Regions from separate parts of the Homo sapiens genome. Here region 2 is linked to region 1. A link is an interaction called in ENCODE POLR2A ChIA-PET data of the cell type or tissue named here. Cell type or tissue: Caco-2. All regions are shown on one strand. Links, peaks and the distances in the headings refer to the core of each region. The heading gives the core; the rest is flanking DNA.

The links. ChIA-PET counts read pairs that join two places held together with the same protein. Peaks named below come from ENCODE experiments on the same cell type or tissue, not always from the same donor. Only the 100,000 strongest peaks of a DNase experiment are listed, where the experiment ranks them.
Region 2: POLR2A ChIA-PET joins it to region 1 with 9 read pairs; 1 of 35 experiments calls an interaction of 5 or more read pairs at or near these places.

The regions. Positions count from the first base shown.
Region 1 is chr7:10,706,452-10,710,854 of GRCh38, forward strand. The region is part of intron 1 of MGC4859 (a long non-coding RNA gene); the gene reads right to left. It overlaps LOC100131472 (a long non-coding RNA gene), which reads left to right. Exons shown (of 2, transcript NR_149037.1): 2 at 608-1,087. Among named protein-coding and RNA genes, the nearest start is that of MGC4859, 71 kb to the right of the region's middle. In Caco-2, for the core only: a CTCF peak has its summit at 2,185; a DNase peak (open chromatin) is centred at 2,220.
Region 2 is chr7:10,577,636-10,582,038 of GRCh38, forward strand. The region is part of intron 1 of MGC4859 (a long non-coding RNA gene); the gene reads right to left. Among named protein-coding and RNA genes, the nearest start is that of MGC4859, 200 kb to the right of the region's middle. In Caco-2, for the core only: no CTCF peak of the experiment used is centred there; a DNase peak (open chromatin) is centred at 2,156.

The DNA of each region.
Region 1 (4,403 bases), core at 267-4,266:
TGTTATGCCCATTACACAGACGAAAAAGCTGAGGTGCAGATATAAAGTATTTTGTTCAATTTCTCACAGATAATTAAGTGGCAGATCTCAGAAATCAAAATATATATGATTCTACTTCATTCTTATTAATGACTAGTTAGCATTCCTATTTTGTAAAGTTAACAATTCCTATTTTAATAGGCATTTGGATTATTTTGTTACTTTACTACCAGAAGTAATGTTGCAACATCTTCTACATGTCACTTTATTCACTAATATTAGTATTTCCATACAATAAATTCCTAAATATGGAACACTAGTTCAAAGGGTTTAATACATTTCAGTTATAACAGATATTGGCAAATTGTCCTCCACAATAAGAGGAGTATCAATTGACACACTATTATCAATTGTGTATTAGGATTATCAGTTATTTATCCTTTATGAATACCATATATTATCATTTAAAAATTTTTTTCAACCAGAGAATCAAAACTGCTCTATTATTGTTATAGAAATCTTAAAGTTGCCTTATAAAGATTTGATTTTTTTGGAGATGGTTGTGTATGGCATCTGGGTTGATGAGTCAAATTCTTCTTTCTCACTTCCCCTTCTGCTCCACCTGCAGAAAGAAGGAACGGACGCACACCTCCCCAAGGAGCCCTGGCACTAACTACAACACACACAGGGTTTGGCCAGACCTGGACCAGCTTTTGGAAAACACTAACTCAACTGTCATCCAACTTGCTGCAGTTAACCACCCGTCAGTCACCCATCAGGGGGCATGAAGCTCTGGTTTGATCACTTTGCTAAGGGCTGCACAAGGAAGAAAAAAAGTCATAAAACACTATATTGTCAAGCAGTACTCACTGCTTCTCCTCTTCACTGTCCTCTACCTTGAGTCCCTCAAAATATTTCACCTGCATGACATTTCTTCACTTGAGATGCTGTTTGCCCTTTAAATGGCATCTTAGCATTTGAGGTCCTCTAGCTGTCTTCTTTCTTTTCCTTAGGCTGACAATTCTGCTGAAAGTTTGTGAAAAGACTTGACATTCACAAAATCTAAGGTCTTCTGGTGATACCAAATGTAACAGGAATGGAAGCATCATCAGCACTGTGCAACATTATGTTTCTTTAGCATGGTTTGGCTCAGGTTACAAAACCTGGGCAGCTGTACCACAGACAGAGGCTATGGCCATTTCCCCTCTATTTTATGATCATCCCTGTTTCATTACTTTGTGCTTTCACTACATCCTGGCCTAGCAGTCTGTAGCAGCAGGCTAGAGAGATAAGGCCTTCTGGTAATAAATAAAGTAGAAGGTTAAAACCACAAAAAAGGGAATGTGGGAAATTGTGATGACAAGGCCATATGTTTAGCCTTGGATATGTGCTCTAAGAGTAGCTGGGAGCCTTTTTACCCTCTTTTAAGAGGACTTCGCATTTACACTCTATCATCCAAACATTCATAAATGCATATGCTCACAGCCAGAGAATGAGACTATTTGACAGCACCCTTTTCTTATTAAGTGCAAATGACAGACACATGCAAGTGGCCTCCACTCAAGACACAATGCTATACAATTCTGATTGTACTGAGGAAATAAATTAGAAAAATGTAAATTTACTGATAATTAGCCACAAATAGGATTACCCTCTCTACTCACCTTAGAACTCAAACGTATAGATAACAAAGTTCCTCAAAGGGGTGAGACAAAAAGAGGTGGGAGGTAAATTGAAACATATTTATCTAATTGAACAATTTGACCAATTGATAAATATGGAGTAGGGAGAAATCCTTGCTAGCATCCACTATATGATCTTTGACACACATTGGCTTTCATCACAAGTGCAGAAAAAAAAAATCCCCATAATAAATGATACCTAATTTTACTTTTCATTCAAGCCCTTAATTTTAAATACGGATCTAAATTCCATTGTTAAGGAAGCGTATTACAATAATTATTTAGGAAATGAGAGAATAATGAAAGAAAATTTTAAATCTCTTTCCTATGCACAAAGGAAAATATTTTTAATACAGATTAATATTTAGGATTTTTATCCTATGCAGCTCAATTTTTTCATATCTTTTTTTCCTGACCACCTCAACACACTGCTTTTGCATGATTAAGAGAAAAACAAATCGAGGTTGGACAAAAGCTACAAATGAAAGGAGTGGCTTGAATAACATAAGATGTATTTACTAAAGCACGAAAGCTCCCCCTTGTGATACGAAGTGACCAGCCAGGAGGGAGCAGGGACTTGTCTGGCTGTCAGGTGAGCATTTGAAGTATTACTCGCTGTATCTTATTATTGGTATTTAATTGACTCAGTTCTCCTTCAACCACAGGTAAGTAACTATAGAACCCAACGAGTCTAGATAAAAGTGATTAAAAAGAACTGCAAGCATTTTATAGAAACCACAATAAATTCCAAATGGATTAAAGATTTAAATGTAATAAATTATATAATGAAATTTTGATGGATAATTTTATATTTGACTGGGGAAGGACTTTCTAAACAGGATATCAAAATCACAAGCCATAAAAGATGCCACTAGATTTTTCACATAAAATTCCTAAACTTCACCTAAATTAAATTCCTTAAACTAAATTAAAACTAAGAAAAACAAAATTGCGATATATACAACAGGCCAATAGCGCATACACTTATGAAAGAATGAGCTCTTAAACTTTTTTAAGGAAGAAACAACACACCATTTTGGCTAATAAGCACACTAAGATACATCAAACTTTATTGGTAATAAAGAATAAAAGTTACAAATTAAAAGACCAATGAGATAGTATTTTTTTTCATGTACCTACCATCTTGGCTAAGATTTAAAAGAATAATGCCCAATGCTTAGTATGCAGAAATAGACACTTTAATACATAGGAGTATATTTACACATGCAAGTTTCCTGGGGGCCTGGGAGGAATCTAGTAATATATATAAAAATTGAAATAGGCATATTCCTTTAACCAGAAATGCAATCTCTACAAATTTATCAGACAAACATGTGAGCATAACTAAGCAACAAATATCCAAAAAGTATTGCTTATAGTAATGAAGTATTGCAAGCAATAGTAAATGTTTATTGTTTCAAATTTGGTAAATAAATTAATCCATTTTTACAAATTAATACTTTGCAGCTATTAAATACAATGATATCATCTATGCTTTACGATTCCATTAAATGTACAGAATATAATTATTAAGTGAAAAAGCAAATATTAAATATTATAAAGTTTTTTTAATGTTTTATGTATATTTAAAATTCTAATAAATTCATGCTTTCACATGAAGAATTATTATCCTGGGGAAAGAAGGGCGGGAGCTTGATGAGGGAGCTTATTTAACCAGTGATTTTTATTTTTTTGATAGACTTCTCTGTTTTCTATGTTTTATGTAATATACATAAATAACTTTTATAACAACAAAAATTAGTTTTTCTTAAAAATATAAACAAATCCTTATTTTGGACTTTTTTTTTCACCATGACTGCTTTTTGAAGACTTCAGATACTGAATTTGAAACAGCATAGAAATAAACAATGGGTTTTTTTAAATCTGTGTTTTGACTATTCCTAACTCTGAAGGAAGTACATTCTAGCAGTTGGTCCTGAATATAAATAACCATAGCTAAAATAAAACTTTTAGAGTAGACTTCTGAAATTATTTCCTCCAATTATTCCATCTTACAGACAGAAATTTTAAATTTGGGTAGATAATATGTCTTTGCAAAGTCACAAAGCAGTGGGCAGTAGACCAGAATGAAAATGCAGATACCCTCCCTCCTTAATCAACTTCCCTTTGTGTGACTGAAAACTTCCACTTTTGTGACTTTTATTGCATGAGTTTTCAAACAAATTTTTAAAGTAGTTCTCATAGCATGCTAGTGTTATCTTGAACAATGACATAAATAATGAAACTGACTGCATAGTCTGCATTCCCTTATTAGTAAGGATATACCCAAACTATCCATGACCCAAATGTGCCATTTATCAAAATAATCATGATGATGATTATATCCTACCATAGAGCTACTGCAATGTGCGAGCCACCATGTTAATGCTTTATATGCATTCTTTCATTTAATTTTTATAACTTAGATAGAAATTCTTATTATCTGCATTTTATTGATGAGAAAACAAAGTCTTAGAAGAGTGACTTAACCAACATCATAGAGCTAGTGTGACATTCTATTACAGCACCTCCTTGGTGTATCTGACTCCCAGATTTAAAAATAAAAGACTTCTCCATTGCTCCTTAAATTGCTTCATAAAGACGGCCAAAGATTCAAGACATATCACATGTCTTCATGATAGTGGATTAAAACGAAGCACCATTTTCATAATGTCCAACATATTATAACATATGATACGCCATGTTGCAATACATTTCCATGCCTCCTTTAAAAATGGTCTC
Region 2 (4,403 bases), core at 319-4,318, 130 kb before region 1:
ACTCAGATAAACGTAAAAAGATGTTGCATCCATAAAACAAGAATTAGTAGCTATGAAAAAGGAACAAGTAGATAATTGTTCTTTGATAAGAAAATTTAAAATGTAATTACTGGGGAAGTCAAGCTAGAAGGATGCAGGGAAGGACACACAACTGGACCAGCTGCTGAGTTCAACTCTTCTCTGATACAGTCTCCACTTATCGTGGGAAGACAGACCGCTCTGTCTTTGAGTGGCCTAAGTCCTCACAGTTTCAAACTAAAATGGGGTTTCCCTAAATTCTATGAGCTCAAATCCAAAACTGCAGATTATAAGCCAGTTTGAGCCTCAACCCTCATCTTCTCCAACTTTTCTTCAATAAAACTGAAACCAATCACCACAGCTTCACAAAGCCCCATACTTATTCATATCTTCAAGATACAGATACCGATAAGAGGTACTTTAATGACAGTGGGACCAAGAAGATAACCCAAACCTTAGTAATAAGTGAATCCTAATGAGTAGTAGATGAAAGTGTGGAGTCAGGGTGGCTGCAGTTAGCCATGCTTGATGGCTACATGGTGACAGTGGCCTGTTAGTTTACTCAGCATCGCAAATCTAACACTAGGGGTGAATGTCATCCCATTGTACATAGTATACTAGTGGAATATGCGGGTCCCAGAATTAGGCTTTAAAGAAATTTAACTCTGAAAAAAAAATGTCAATAGAGGCTTACAAACAGAAGGGCACACTGATCCAGAAAGTAACAGGAGAAGCACAGGGAATGGATAACTCTGTATTTGGAAGTACATTAACTAAGCCTTCATTCATCTCATGTATAGAAAAATTTGTAACATTTTACATAGATACAGTGTTATTAACAGAGTAGCAATATCTAATATTGACTGAGAGGATCTGTCCCTATTTCCCCAGAAAATAAAAGCCTCCTGCCCCAAATTCCGGTCTTGTTTCTCGCTATCTCAAAGTAGAGTGATAGATCTTATAGGAGAGGTTGCATTTGTGACTTATTATGTGTGATTGTCTATGGGATAAAACATATGGTCTTGTTTACTGACATTAGCAAAATCAGTAGGTATTTCTATTTCCTTCCTGCCCCTATTCCCTGTACTTCTCAACGTCCGTCTTTACACAAATTTGACTCATTTTGTTGTTGTTGTTGTTGTTTCAAAGAACATGTTAATCTAAAAAAATGTGACTCCTGAAATAAAACATTTCAATGGAAAATCTAGAACATAAAATCAGGGATATCTCCTAAAGTATAGATCCAAGGATCAACCTAGATTCATTCAATTAACATGAGTTCCCAAAACAGAAAAAGTAGTGAAGAAATTCATTAAAAAAAAAATGCAAGGACATTTTCATAAGCGAAGGGATATGTGAAACATCATATTGAAAGGTTACAAGAGGGTGAAGCAAAATGAATTTTAATCTCTCTTCCCCAAGACATCACCGAGAAGTTTCAAAACACCAAGGATGAAAAGAAGCTTTTGAAAGATGGCAGATGAGAGGCAAAAACAATACAGGAGACCCACTGAACAACAAAAATTAAACAGTGGTCTCATGTTTAAAATGGGGGGAGCAAATCTAGGTTATATACAATGTAAAATGAAATGAGCAAATACCTACTTCAATTGTGTTTTAATTACTCTTCATATTATTGTGTGAAAAAGAGGTGATTCTTTCTAAATAATAAACATAAACAAAATGTAACAAATCTATCAAAGTGCATATTTATGTACAGTTAAACACACGTATATTTTCTAAAATTTCTGAATTTTAACTCAATTTATATATGCGTCCTTAGCTAAAATATTTATAATTAATGAAGATGATAAACACTTTAAATTTACTACTTCACTTACTTCATGCTCACTCTAGAAAGACTGGCTGCAAATACACAGCGAATTTTTGGACTTAGATGCTGCTCTTCAAATTACACTGTGGTTGTAGCACATTAGAAACAGCTGGGTAGTGCTGGGTTTTCAAGAGATCAACATTTTCCCCTTATCAAAGTTCTGAACCAACTTGAAAGAGAAAGGAGAAAAGTACCTTCAGGACAGATAAAGTCCAGATTGAAATAAGTGGCCTAATTGTGTATTAACAATGGGCTCCCTAACCACTCAGGCAGGAATGAGGCCTCCAGGGCTTTTTGCTATCAGGCACAGAGCTGACCACAGCAGAACAGAAGTCAAACTCTAAAGAGGAGGGGTGAGGTGGAGAAGAGATTGAGACTCTACTCAGCTCACCAGTGAAGTAACTCACTCCACTTCTCTTAGGAGAGGAAAGAGTACGTACGAGGTTAAAAGTATTTAGAGGGGGCGGGGCATGGTGGCTCACGCCTATAATCCCAGCACTTTGGGAGGCCGAGGCAGGCAGATCACGAGGTCAAGAGATTGAGACCATCCTGGCCAACATAGTGAAATCCCTTCTCTACTAAAAATACAAAATTTAGGCCAGGTGCAGTGGCTCATACCTGTAATCCCAGCACTTTGGGAGGCCGAGGCAGGCAGGTCATCTGAGGTCAGGAGTTCCAAACTAGCTTGGCCAACATGGTGAAACCCTGCCTCTACTAAAAATACAAAAAAAATTAGCCGGGCATGGTGGCACACGCCCGTAATCTCAGCTACTGGGGAGGCTGAGGCAGAGAATCACTTGAACCTGGGAGGCAGAGGTTGCAGTGAGCTGATATCATACCACTGCACTCCAGACTGGAGGACAGAGAGAGACTCCGTGTAAAAAAAAAAAAAAAATATATATATATATATATATACACAAAAATTAGCTGGGTGTGGTGGTGTGCACCTGTAGTCCCAGCTACTCAGGAGGCTGAGGCAGGAGAATCGCTTGAACCCGACAGATGGAGGGTGCAGTGAGCCAAGATCATGCCACTGCACTGCAGCCTGGCGAAACAGCAAAACTCCGTCTCAAAAAATAAAAAAAAAAAATATTTAGGGGGAATAACCTCTCTTCAGAAAAACCATAGTAATGGGTTTATATCTCCCACCAATATGGAAGGTTTTTGTTTATTGCTTGTTTTTATTTCCTTAGAAACCTGCTGGGGCCTAAGCTGAAACCATGAAATTAGAATCTCTCAAAACGGAGTATGTGGCATCAAAAAAGATTCCCAGCTCATTCTTATGTGCATCCTTACTGAGGCACCTTAGAAGGAAGTGAAAAATCATTCACAAATTGAGACCAATCATCTAATTCACCTGGTATATGTGTCTGATTTCTGAGGATGCTTAAGATGTAATAAATGTATTGATTCAACAAAGATTGGCTTTGTACTGTGTGCCAAACTCTGTTCTAGGCCCTTAGTGTGATCTAGAAAGAAACCAGAGAACCCTGCCTCATGAAGCTCATGCATTCCAATCATGGAAACAGGCATAAACAACTGACATGATAAAGAAATACATTGTTTAATTGGTTATAGGGTGATAAGTGAGTATTACAGAAAAGAAAAGAAAAATTGGGCAACACAGTGGGTATTGGGATTGAATGTCAGCAGAATCAGATCATGTAAGACCCTATAGCTTATTGTAGAACTTTAGCTTTTTCTTTGAGTAAATTGAGGGTCATTGCTGGAAACATAATTTTATTTAAATTTTAAATGAATCACTCTGGACTTCTGCTTTTAGCTCTGATATGCAAAGAGCTTAGAAACTGTCATTCTCCTGTTTACAACAAGAAAAAGCTGAACAAAATAAAATCAGAACTTTTCTTGAACCCATCAGAATAACAAGATTACAGGGTCAACTGCCACGCTGAATCCAGAGAGACTGGTGAATCCAGAGAGATTCTAAGCTGAGGTATTACCTGAAGCAGAAGCCACAGGAGCCATAAACTGAAACTAAGTCTACTTTTTATGGGCTCATCCATAGACTGGACAGAGCTGAACAAGGAGTCAGTGAGCTTGAAGATAGGTCAACAGAAACTTCCAAAAGTGAAATGCAAAGACAGAAAGGAATGGGGGAAAATGAATATCCAAGAACTTTGGTATCATTTCAAATGGTGTGGTGTAACATAACTGATTTTAAAAATCATTGGCTACAGTGCTAAGACTGTGACTGGGTAAGGGGGGAAGCTAGAAAATCACTTAGGAGTCAATTTCAGATACCTAGAAGAAGAGTATGGTGCTGTTAGCCAGGATACCAACAGTAGAGCTGGTGAGAAGTGGTCAGATTATGGGTATAGTTTGAAATCCTATTAGCCTTTCTTTCTAATATAATGAATAGTTCATTTTTATGTCATGAGTTACAACTCACATGCACTGTAAAATCTGAGCTTTATAAAATCCTTAAAATCATAAAGAATACTTTATAGTGAACAAAACTAAGGTTCATGGAGATGCCAAATCAGATTTTCTAATGCCAAGCCGATTTTGGCTACATAATTTTCAGGGATAA